2 separate regions of the Mus musculus genome follow, and region 1 is linked to region 2. Evidence: chromatin loops called from intact Hi-C (ENCODE). Cell type or tissue: left cerebral cortex. All regions are shown on one strand. Links, peaks and the distances in the headings refer to the core of each region. The heading gives the core; the rest is flanking DNA.

What was found. Hi-C counts contacts between places; a loop is a spot of excess contacts. Peaks named below come from ENCODE experiments on the same cell type or tissue, not always from the same donor. Only the 100,000 strongest peaks of a DNase experiment are listed, where the experiment ranks them.
Region 1: it touches region 2 in a loop (2.3-fold over the local background); 2 of 42 quality-filtered maps call a loop at or near these places.

What each region holds. Positions count from the first base shown.
Region 1 is chr6:85,394,491-85,399,818 of GRCm38, reverse strand. No RefSeq gene overlaps it. Among named protein-coding and RNA genes, the nearest start is that of 4933423K11Rik, 22 kb to the right of the region's middle. In left cerebral cortex, for the core only: CTCF peaks have their summits at 934 (motif pointing right) and 2,433 (motif pointing right); a DNase peak (open chromatin) is centred at 2,442.
Region 2 is chr6:85,233,925-85,239,252 of GRCm38, reverse strand. It overlaps Sfxn5 (sideroflexin 5), which reads left to right. Exons shown (of 14, transcript NM_178639.4): 11 at 2,298-2,413; 12 at 4,405-4,490. Among named protein-coding and RNA genes, the nearest start is that of Emx1, 49 kb to the right of the region's middle. In left cerebral cortex, for the core only: a CTCF peak has its summit at 2,080 (motif pointing left); DNase peaks (open chromatin) are centred at 915, 1,106 and 2,037; H3K27ac peaks cover 1,578 bases.

The DNA of each region.
Region 1 (5,328 bases), core at 197-5,196, 160 kb before region 2:
CTGGGAGGTTTCCCAGCTCTTGGGAGTTCAGTGGGCAAAGGAAGGATAGTGGGGGCATTCGATAAGGGAGCAGAGAGCCACCAAGAGGTGATGGAACCTTCTAGAGCTTTTCCATTGGCTTCTGTTTTACCATCCCCCACCTTCATCTTTCCCATACCCCACTACAGGGAAAGGAAAAGGAACTTCTTTCTACATGTGGTGTAGGAGCAGGGGCACTCTCCCTGCCAGGCAAATCAGACAAGGAGTCTATAGGGATAAGCTCAATGATGTGGATCATTCATACTGTGGAATATCACTCAGCCCTCAAAAAGAACGGATTGCTGACCATGGGTGGCACAGGGCTATAGCCCCAGTAGAAGGGGAAATGGAAGCAGGAGACTTAGGAGCTCAAACTTTTCCTTGGCTAAATATGAAGTTCGAAGTCCGCCTGAGCTACATGAGACCCTGCTTCAAAAAAAAAACAAAACAAAAACAAAAACAAAAAACAAAAAAACAAAAAAACAAAAAACAAAAAACAAAAAACAAAACAAAGAAAGAATAAGACCATTTATGTGTGGACAAGAAAAGCATCCCTAAGAGACTGTAAAGTGGAGGAGGAAAAAAGGCTGGGCTGCAGAGATGCCTGGCAGGTAAAGTACCTGCTGCCCTGTGACCCGAGTTCAATCCCTGGAACCTTTATGACGGGAGGAGAGACTTGGCTCCTGGAAGCTGTTGTCTGGCTTACACACACACACACACACACACACACACACACACACACACTGTGGCAGGCATGAATTCATGCATATACACAGATACATTAACGTCATGAAAAAAATTAAAAACACACAAAACTAACCTTTAAAAACAGCAGTGAAGAATTCCTGAAAAGACAGAATGGAAGATGGCAACTTAGAGCCATGGAGAGGTGTCTCTGAATAAACACTAGGTGGCCCTGCAAGGACCCGGATTCAGTTCCCAGAACCCACAGGACAACTCACAACCCTAAGTCCAGTTCCAGGGGATCTGACAACCTCTTTTGGCTTCCAGGGGCACTGCATGCACACAGCACACATAATAAATATAAGCAAAACCAATTGTGCACATAAAATAAACAAATAAATAGATCCTTAGCTTGGGGGAGTTAAGGTTTTTGAATCTGCATTTTTCAATATTTATTTCAACTCAAAATAAGTTCCCATTATACACATGTACACTGCAGCCAAGCATCCAACGGCCCACAAAAGGATGTTTTCATCCAGTACAGACAGACCAGGGCCCTGGCATTTTGTTTTTGTTTTTTCCTGTTTCTGAGACAGGGTTTCGTGTACCCCAGACTGGCCCATCTCTAGCTCCTGAATTCTGGGATTACAGGTATGAGTCACCATGGACATTTCTATCACTTCTTTCTTTAAACAAACTTTTTATTTCTTTACTTTTTTTTATGTGTTTGAGTGCTTTGCCTGAATGTATGTCTGTGACCCACATGCATGCCTGGTGGAAGCCAGAAGAGGATGTCAGGTCCCCTGGAACTGGACTTGTGGATGGTTGTGAATGGCCATGTGGGTGCTGGGGTCCCCTACAAGAGCTGTAATAGGTACACTTAACCCATGAGTTATGTCTTCAGTCCTCAGTCGCTCTCATTTCTAATTTTCCCCTTAAAACACATTTTTCCTGGCATGACTAACATCTGTGATTCCAGCTGTTGGGAAGTAAAGACAGGAGAGGAGAAGTCCAAGATCAGCCTTGGCTATACAATCACATGGTATTAACTGGCAGAACCCACGACAGCTTTTCTCAGCCTGGCACTTGAGACCCCAAGGTGGGGGTAAAACAGCCCTTTCACAGGGCTCTCCTAAGACCACTGGAAAGCACAGATATTTAGATTGTGATTCATAACCGTAGCAAAATTACTGCTATGAAGTAGCAACAAGAACAATTTTATGGTTGAGGGTCACCACAATATAGTGAATTGTATTAAAGTGTCTCAGTGTTAGGAAGGTTGAGAATTGCTGATTTAGCGTCACTTAGAGGATGGGCTTCTGGGTATGCTGGGGGTTGGTGGGGGGGGGTCTTGATTGCATTAATCAATGTGGGATGCTCCATCTTAATGATGGGAAGGACCATTTCCTGGGCAGGGGCTCCTCTCCTCTCCTCTCCTCTCCTCTCCTCTCCTCTCCTCTCCTCTCCTCTCCTCTCCTCTCCTCTCCTCTCCTCTCCTCTCCTCTCCTCTTCTCTCTCTCGACAGGGTTTCTCTGTGTAGCCCTGGCTGTCCTGGAACTCACTCTGTAGACCAGGCTGGCCTTGAACTCAGAAATCCACCTGCCTCTGCCTCCCAAGTGCTGGGATTAAAGGCATGTGCTACCACTACCTGGCAGATTGTAATCTTATAAATAGATCCAATTGTTTCTGTCCAAGTCCCCAAAGAAGCAGGGAGCTGTCCTTCAGGACTCAACCACTGGGTGGCAGCCTCGATACACTTGCCCCTATTACAGGTTCAGCTCAGATGACAGGGTGGATGGGAGGTGAGGAGGTGGGGGTAGGTGGGTGATGATGGAGAGGGGTGGGGTGGGTGGGAGGGGTGATGATGATAAGTGTGACTTAAGATAGGGTATGGCTTGGAAGCCCAGACTGGCTCAGCCTCCCCTAGTCTGGGATTACAGTTTACAAGTATCTCATGATGCCCTGGGAAGTTTATCTTTTAAACCATTTAGGAACCAAAATTTAACCTACTGCTGACCTCTCCACTCTACAAGTCCAATTGGCTCTTGAAATGAGACGCTTTATTGTATCCAAATAGAATGGGGATGGGGATTGAGGTAAAAAGAACTCAGTAATTCCGAGAGGGTCTGGATCTCTCCCACTGGTGTAGAGGAATGATATGGAAGCAGAGGGTACCTAGTTTCAAAACTCATATCTTCAGCAACTATGTGGCCTTAGGCAAGTTCCTTAACCACTCAGTGTCTGATTCCTCAATTACAAACGAACTTAGGTAATAATGATAGCTCTTTCCCTTGAGGAAATGTTTTAAAAAGAAAAACAAAGGGCTGGTGAGATGGCTCAGCAGGTAAGAGCACCCAACTGCTCTTCCGAAGGTCCTGAGTTCAAATCCCAGCAACCACATGGTGGCTCACAACCATCTGTAAGGAGATCTGACTCCCTCTTCTGGAGTGTCTGAGGACAGCTACAGTGTACTTACATAGAATAAATAAATAAATATTAAAAAAATAAAAAGAAAAACAAAACAAAACTGAGGTGAATCCAGAGCTAAGCCCAGCAGACAGACAGCACTTGGAGCGGTTCCTACCCTGCTCTCTGTTCTGGACGTGCAGAGGAGTGTGGGACAGGTCCGTTAACCGCAGAGTAAGTGAAGCTGGGTTCCATTCCCACGCTCCCTGGGGCACGCAACTGGCTGGTGCTGGACCTGAGAAAGTGGCAGGTGGCTTTCGATGGGGATGATAAACCATGCCTGGTGAGGCACCCACTGCCCTGGTATCCCAACTGCTGCCCCCAGACCTGCCCCCTCAACCCTAGCCAGGCTTTTCATCCCTGACCTCTGAACCAGACCTATCCTCTCTGTGACTCTGGGCCTCACCAAGTACGCTGTGTGCTGTGTGCTGTGCGCTGTGCGCTGTGCGCTGTGCGCTGTGCGCTGTGCGCTGTGTGCTCTTCGCCTCCTCCAGGCTCCATCCTAACTGCCACACCTGCACCAAAGCTACCCCCCTCCTCCTGGAAGTCCTCAGCTTCTGTCAGATCTGACTGAAGGCCTTCTCTGTGCACTGGCTCCTGGAAGTCCTTGGCTAATAAGGGTCTCTGCCACACATCTGCACCTCGGGCACATTAAGACAATGATGGTATCTACTTGGATACCTGACTGAAAACTGCCCCCTAAACATTTACAGTACAGCTTTATAAGGGCCTCAAGATAGAAACACAATGGTGGAAAGCTGACTCTGTCTTTGTTTAAATATGAACCCTGCATGTCTTAATTTTTTTGTGTGTTTGTTTTGTTTTTCGTGATAGAGTTTCTCTGTATAGCCCTGGCTGTCCTAGAACTCACTTTGTAGACCAGGCTGGCCTTGAACTCAGAAATCCGCCTGCCTCTGCCTCCTGAGTGCTGGGATTAAAGGTGTGTGCCACCACACCCATCTGCATGTCTTAATTTCAACAAAAATTACCAAGGCTAGAGAGCTGGCTCCTCTAGAGGACCAGGGTTCAATTCCCAGTAGCCCCATGATAGCTTACAACCCTCTGTAACTCCAGTCCCAGGGGATCTGGTGCCCTCTTCTGGCTTCTTCAAAGCACTGCACACACATGGTGAGAATACATTCAGGCAAACACTCATACACAAATCTTACCACAACAAAAAGCCAGGCATGATGGTACAGGGAAAGATAGTGCACAGGGAGGTTCCTCCGTCCTGTATTCTTGCTGAGGGCACTTCAGCTTTAACTAGAATTGGATCTCCTTGATGGAGAATCCCATGAAAAAATCACCCAACTCTATTTTAGGATCTGAGGCCAAGATGTCATAATTCGTTTTTCTTTTTCTTCTTTCTTCTTTCTTTTTCTCTTTTCTTTTCTATTCTATTCTTTTCTTTTTTAGTTTTTTTGAGACAGGGTTTCTCTGTGAAGCCCTGGCTGTCCTGGAACTCGCTCTGTAGACCAGGCTGGCCTCGAACTCAGAAATCTGCCTGCCTCTGCCTCCCGAATGCTGGAATAAAAAGCACACACCAGGGGCTGGTGAGATGGCCCAGTGGGTAAGAGCACCTGACTGCTCTTCCGAAGGTCTGGAGTTCAAATCCCAGCAACCACATGGTGGCTCACAACCATCCGTAACGAGATCTGACTCCCTCTTCTAGAGTGTCTGAAAACAGCTACAGTGTACTTACATATAATAATTAAAAAAAAACACACACAAAAGACTCCAGACTCCAGCACACTGTGCACATCCATAAAGCTAAAAAAAAAAAAAAAAAAAAAAAAGGACACACCACTACTGCCTGGTGATGTCACAATTCTTAGCTTCTGTTAAACTGCCTGCAAATCTCCCCCTGAAGTTGCACAGACAACAGGATCTGGGTTTTGCCTTTAAAACCCCTCAGTCTAAATGCTCAGGGCAACAGTCCATCCTGAATACCTGAGTGTAGTCCCATCCTGCTGGAACGAAGGACTTTCACTTGGCTATAAACTGTCTGAGCAGTCATCTCTGGTGGGCTCCCTGTAACACCTGCAGTCCTAGCAGGCGGTAGATGAAGTCAAGAGCAAGGGCCAAAGTTAAATGAGACTCTGCTCCCACTTCCTAACAAACAGCAGAGGGGGAGAGGGAGGAATGGCTGCATCGGAAGGA
Region 2 (5,328 bases), core at 166-5,165:
AGGGTAGGGGTCCACCCTTTCAGACAGAAAACCCTACTTTCCCACTCAGTCACTCACGTCTTTTCAGAACGCAGGGCCTGACAGCCCAAAGGCCAAAGGGGTTGCAGAGTATCTCTGAGGCCACTAGAGGGCAGGTCACCAACAGAGGCCAGGAACTGCTTCCCAAGGCCATCTAAGAGGCCTGATGGGTCCTGAGCAATCCAGGTCTATCAGGAGCTCGCCTTTGAGACCAAGTAAAAGAGAGAGAGAGAGAGAGAGAGAGAGAGAGAGAGAGAGAGAGAGAGAGAGAGAGAGAGAGAGAGAGAGAGAGAGAGAGAGAGAGAGAGAGAGAAAGTTGGGAATGAATCCCAAGCAAGAAGCCCCAAACCCATGCACCTTGCCCATCATCTTCCATGGCCTACCCTCTCACCCCAAGTCTTTACCTCAGACCCTCCTTCCTAATTCTGCCTTTAGATGTGGTTAAGGCAAGGATTTCTCAGACGTTGTGGAAACTGCATTCTGGAGGCTTAGGCAGGAGAATGGCCAGTTTGAGAATGGTCTGGGCTACATGGAGAGACCCTATCTCAAAACAAACCAGGGTGTGAGTGTCTCTGTCGAGGCACTATTGACTTTGGGGCCAGGTAAGAGGCCGTGTTTCACAGCCTCACTGTCTCTGCCAGCCATGTGCCAGTAATGGCCCCACCCCAACCCCCAAACTATGAATAATAAAGAACGTTCTCCCCACGTGGCCCCTGGTTGAAATGTGTGTACTGTGGGGACAGGAGTCAGAGGCTCGAGTCCTTGCCACAGAAAGTCTGCCATGGTGAGTGTTGATCAGCATCGTGTGGAAACAGTGGAGACACTCAAAGATAGCATATGCGCTCGAAATACATTTCAGAGCTTGTTTGCTCTCCGGCTTTCCCTCTCCAAAGACTGCAGTGCCTCCTGGTCTTCGCCTCGGCTGATTCCACCTCCCTACTTGATTACAATAGGACAGTGAGTCTCAGAGAGCCCTGGTTCCCAGCCCAGCCTTCACCTGCAGAATCCTGTCCCCCAGCTGTGAACACCCTGCACTGCTGGGCTCCCCAGCCCTTGGCTCAGGTCCCAGGAGCATCTGTGGGCTCCCTCCCACTCCACTTGCCCACTGAGCCTCACCACCCTCCAGCTCCCCAAACCCGGGTGCCCCCCCACTGGAGAGGGGGAAGCAGCAGGTGTTGATGCTAATCAGCGTTCACAGCCCAGAACTGCAGTCGCTCCCAGGCTCACACACTCCCCAAAATTAAACACTCATTATACAAAATTAATTGACATTAATTAGCAAAAATTAAAACTTTAAACACAGCAAGGCGCTTTGGGGGGAGGAGTGGAGCAGGCAGGCTCTGCATTTGTCACCCCCCCCACCACATTTCCCACCACCCACCTACCACCCCCAAGTCTCCCCATTTCCATCATGAAGCAGGGCTGGAGGACTTCAGGCCAGATCTATATCAGTACAGCGGCATGGGCCTGGCCTGCACGTCCCTGTGAAGGGGATCAGGGCAACTGTACCAGCCACCTTCATCTAGTGCTTCTCTAAGGATCCAGGAACCTCCTATCGGCCTTAGGTCCCTAAGATCTCAGCTGAGACTAGGGAGGGGTGTGGCCAAGTGGAGCAGGTGAAGCTCAGGAAGACTCTGCGTGCTCCCCCCAGATCCCGTCTTGGGTACCTGAGGTTCAGGCGCTGAAACCTTTCCACTCTGTTCCACTTTGCTGTGTGACTTCAGTTAAGTCACGCTTGCTCTCTGAGCTTGTGTCCTGTGCATATGATGGGTGCAGGGCGGGTAGGCACCGAGGTCTGCTCTGTCTGTCACCTGCTGTTGTGGATGCCTGTCTCTTGGTTGGCTTTCGAGAGACATGCAGGACTGAATTTGGGGAGTGGCATTTAAAAGCATTTTATGTAGCTAAGGGACAGAGTTGCTGGTGGTAGAACATCAGGCCCCAGGGGGATGCATCTTAGGGCCAGAGAGCTCTCTCTCTCTCTGTCTGTCTACACATCTGCTTCCCCTGCCTGGAGACTGGCCCCAGAAGAGGCGAGCAGCGCCCTCTATAGGTGGCAACTCCCAAAGCCTTCGCCATATTTCCACCTGCTACTTTTTTTGGTCTATGCTTCCAGGGTCTCAAAGGGCCTTAGGATCTTTTGCCCCGGCTGAAAGCAAAATAGAGGACTCTACCTTTCTGGATTCACAGAGCTCTTGGGGGTTGGGGAACCATGTCTGGAGGTGGAGCCAGGTGGGAAGCCATCCGTGCCTCACTACCCCTCTCTGTATTCCTCTCTCCAGCCAGTGCCAATATCTGCAACGTGGTCCTGATGCGATATGGGGAGTTAGAGGAAGGAATTGATGTCCTGGATGCTGATGGCAACCTCGTGGGCTCCTCAAAGATTGCAGCCAGACACGTGGGTTTCCCAGGGGCTAAGCCCTGCACAAATGGATCGATGCGCCCGAGCATAGCTTGTATGTTCCTTGAGGTCTTCTGGTCACAGGACCTTGGCTTGCTTCTCTAGCTGTCTCCTCCTCGTTCCAGTTGCCATCGCTCATCTGTGAGAGCCCTTGGCCTCAGAGTCTGCTCCCTGCCAGGCTTGTTCTTCTGGATGGTCCTTCACTGTTCTCCAACCTCCTCCCTCTTGTCTCCACTGTGAAATGTCCCCATTTTTTTTTTATCCCAGCCCCTCAGGACCCAGCTCTTCCTCAGAGGTGTTAATTGGAGAGGGCAGAGGAGCCTCCCCAGGGCTTTCTCTCCATGCCCTAGGCCTTCGCAACTTTGTGGGTTGTGAATGGGAAGCTGCAGGCAGTGGTATGAGGGCTGCTACCTCTCTGGGAGCAACAGTACTGTGAACACTGGAGCTTCAGGCTGTGGAAGATGCCATGGCTCCTGCAAATGGTTACTTATAAGGCCCTCTTCACTGGCCCTGCCCACTATAGCTCTTGTGTTTTACACACACACACACACACACACACACACACACACACACACACACCCCAGTATACATGTCCTATGCTCTCTCAGCCTTGCTGTTGATGGTGGTTGGTGGCTTGTCCTGCTGTTCTGAGCTCTAGCCTGTGAGGCATGGGAATGAAACAAAGGGGCAGGCATGAGGGGGTAGAGCATCACACATGTACCAGTGTCTGTTGCTCAGCAGAGACCTTGTTGATAAGCCTCTGAGCTTTTCTTCCTTCTTCATCCATCTCAGGGCAAGTCAGGGCCCATTTAGATCCTGTAAGGGCCAGGGCTGAATGTCATACCAGCAGTACACTCTTTGTCCCCTGCCCTGGCTTTAGCCTTCACATCCTGCCCACAGGCTCCGTTCTGAAACCTGAGAAGACCCCCTTCCTGAGGGTTGCTATCAGCCCCAGTGCCTCATTATCTGCCCTACTCTATCCCAGCCCCACCCTTTCATGGTGCCCTGTGAGGACGGTAGAGGTGACAAGGCCATCTGGGCAGGTGACCCAGCTCCTCTGCAGCCCCGGGCTTCATTCAACCAGGTTTGGTCTATCTCTGTCTCATCGGAGAGACTTGAGGATCTATGAGCTGTGAGACATTCCTGAGCATTCCTCTAAGAGCAGGAGCCCATGATTCAAAGGGACTCTGGGCAGTGGCTGTCCAAACACAAATGGCCCCTTAGCTGGGCCTCAAGCTATGTCTCCCACGATCCCATGGAATCCTAAGCCCACGCCAGGGCAGATCTCCTTTGGACCTGGAACATACTCAGCTGAAGCTTGAGCCCCTTACAAAGCTGGCCTTTTCTCACCACGGCTGTAGCTCAGCTGGAAGAGCTCTTACCTAGCACACGCAAAGCCCTGAGTTTGATCCCCAGTACCACATAAACTGAGGGGTGGTAGTTCATGCCTGTAATCTCGGTACTTAGGAAGGAAAGGCAAACGAGTTTAAGGTCAAGACCATTCTCAGCTACATAGTTCAAGGCCAGCCTGGGGATACAGAAAGAAAAGAATTAAAAAGACTTAGAGCCAGGAGACAAAGCTCTTACATATCTTTGTCTTTAAGGGATGTATTTTTTAAAAAGTATCCCACAGCTTCACTCAGCCTGGGAACCCCCCTGGCTCTGCAGGCCCCAGCAGTTTGTTCTAGCTTTGTTTTGACAGCATCTTAGGCCCTCTGTGTACCACTTCCCCAACCCCTGATCCCTCTACATCCCAGGTTGGGGAGGCTGCCCTTCCCCCATGCAGAGAATCTGCTCTTCTCAGAGGCTCAGTGAGGGAGGGTGGAGCAGTGTATTCTGTTGTCTGGAATCCAGCTCTGTGAGCACTGCTGTGAGCGAGCCCAGGCTGCCAGATGTGCTGAGCAGCAGTGCACACACCTCACACTTGGGGTGGGATTTGCTTCCCTCGCGGATGCTCTCCACTCACCCCAGCCTGTCCCCATCCGCAGGCCCTGCTGGAGACAGCTCTGACACGTGTGGTTCTGCCTATGCCCATTCTGGTGCTTCCTCCAATCGTCATGTCCATGCTGGAGAAGTAAGTCAGGCTGTGGGTATGGGGGAGATGCTGGGTGGGGAGCCATGGTCCCTACCTGTTGTGCTGCTGGGGGTGGGAGGCACCTCCTCTGTCTCCTGCTGTACTGGACAGCGGTGTTGAAACTCATGACTTTTCCCAGGCAGTTGGCTGGTGCTCAATGCTGCCGGGTCACCCATGGAAAAGCATGGCTCTGCCCTGGTGGAGGGACAGGGTAGCTGGCGGTTTGGGTCAGAGTCTGTGTGACCCTGTGAATGTAAACCCAAGCCCTCGGGGGAGAAGCATGCGGATCTCTGTGAGTTTAAGACCAACCTAGACTACATAATGAGTCTCGGGCCACATGTCTTTTTAAAAATTAATTAATTGTAATAAAGCAAAAGTGGAATAATAATGATCTCCCTGGCTCCCTCAGAGGACAAACCACAACTATTTGTTATGTCACTGTCCATAAGGGGGGTACCACAATGCTAATAAAAGAGGGCTCCTATTATTAGCACACATAAAGAAAGCCCTGTAGACCAGGCTGGGCTTGGACTCAGAGATCCTCCTGCCTCTGCCTTCTGAGTGCTGGGACTGTAGGCGTGTGCCACCACCTACTTATTTATTGGTGAGTGTGTAATAGGAGGGTGAAACCTGGTAGAGCTGGGAAATGGTTGAACAGAGAAGGAAGAACCAGGGTCCACCTGCCTACGGAGGCCTGGGAGGCCTGGGGAGGGGCAGGGAAGGGGCCTGGGTAAAGCCTGGTTGGTATGTGCACGTGCTGATAAGCAGGTAGACGCCCCTCCCTCTTGTGGGGACCCTCTGGGATCCAGTATGCTTAAAGGAAAGCCTGCCCATTGGG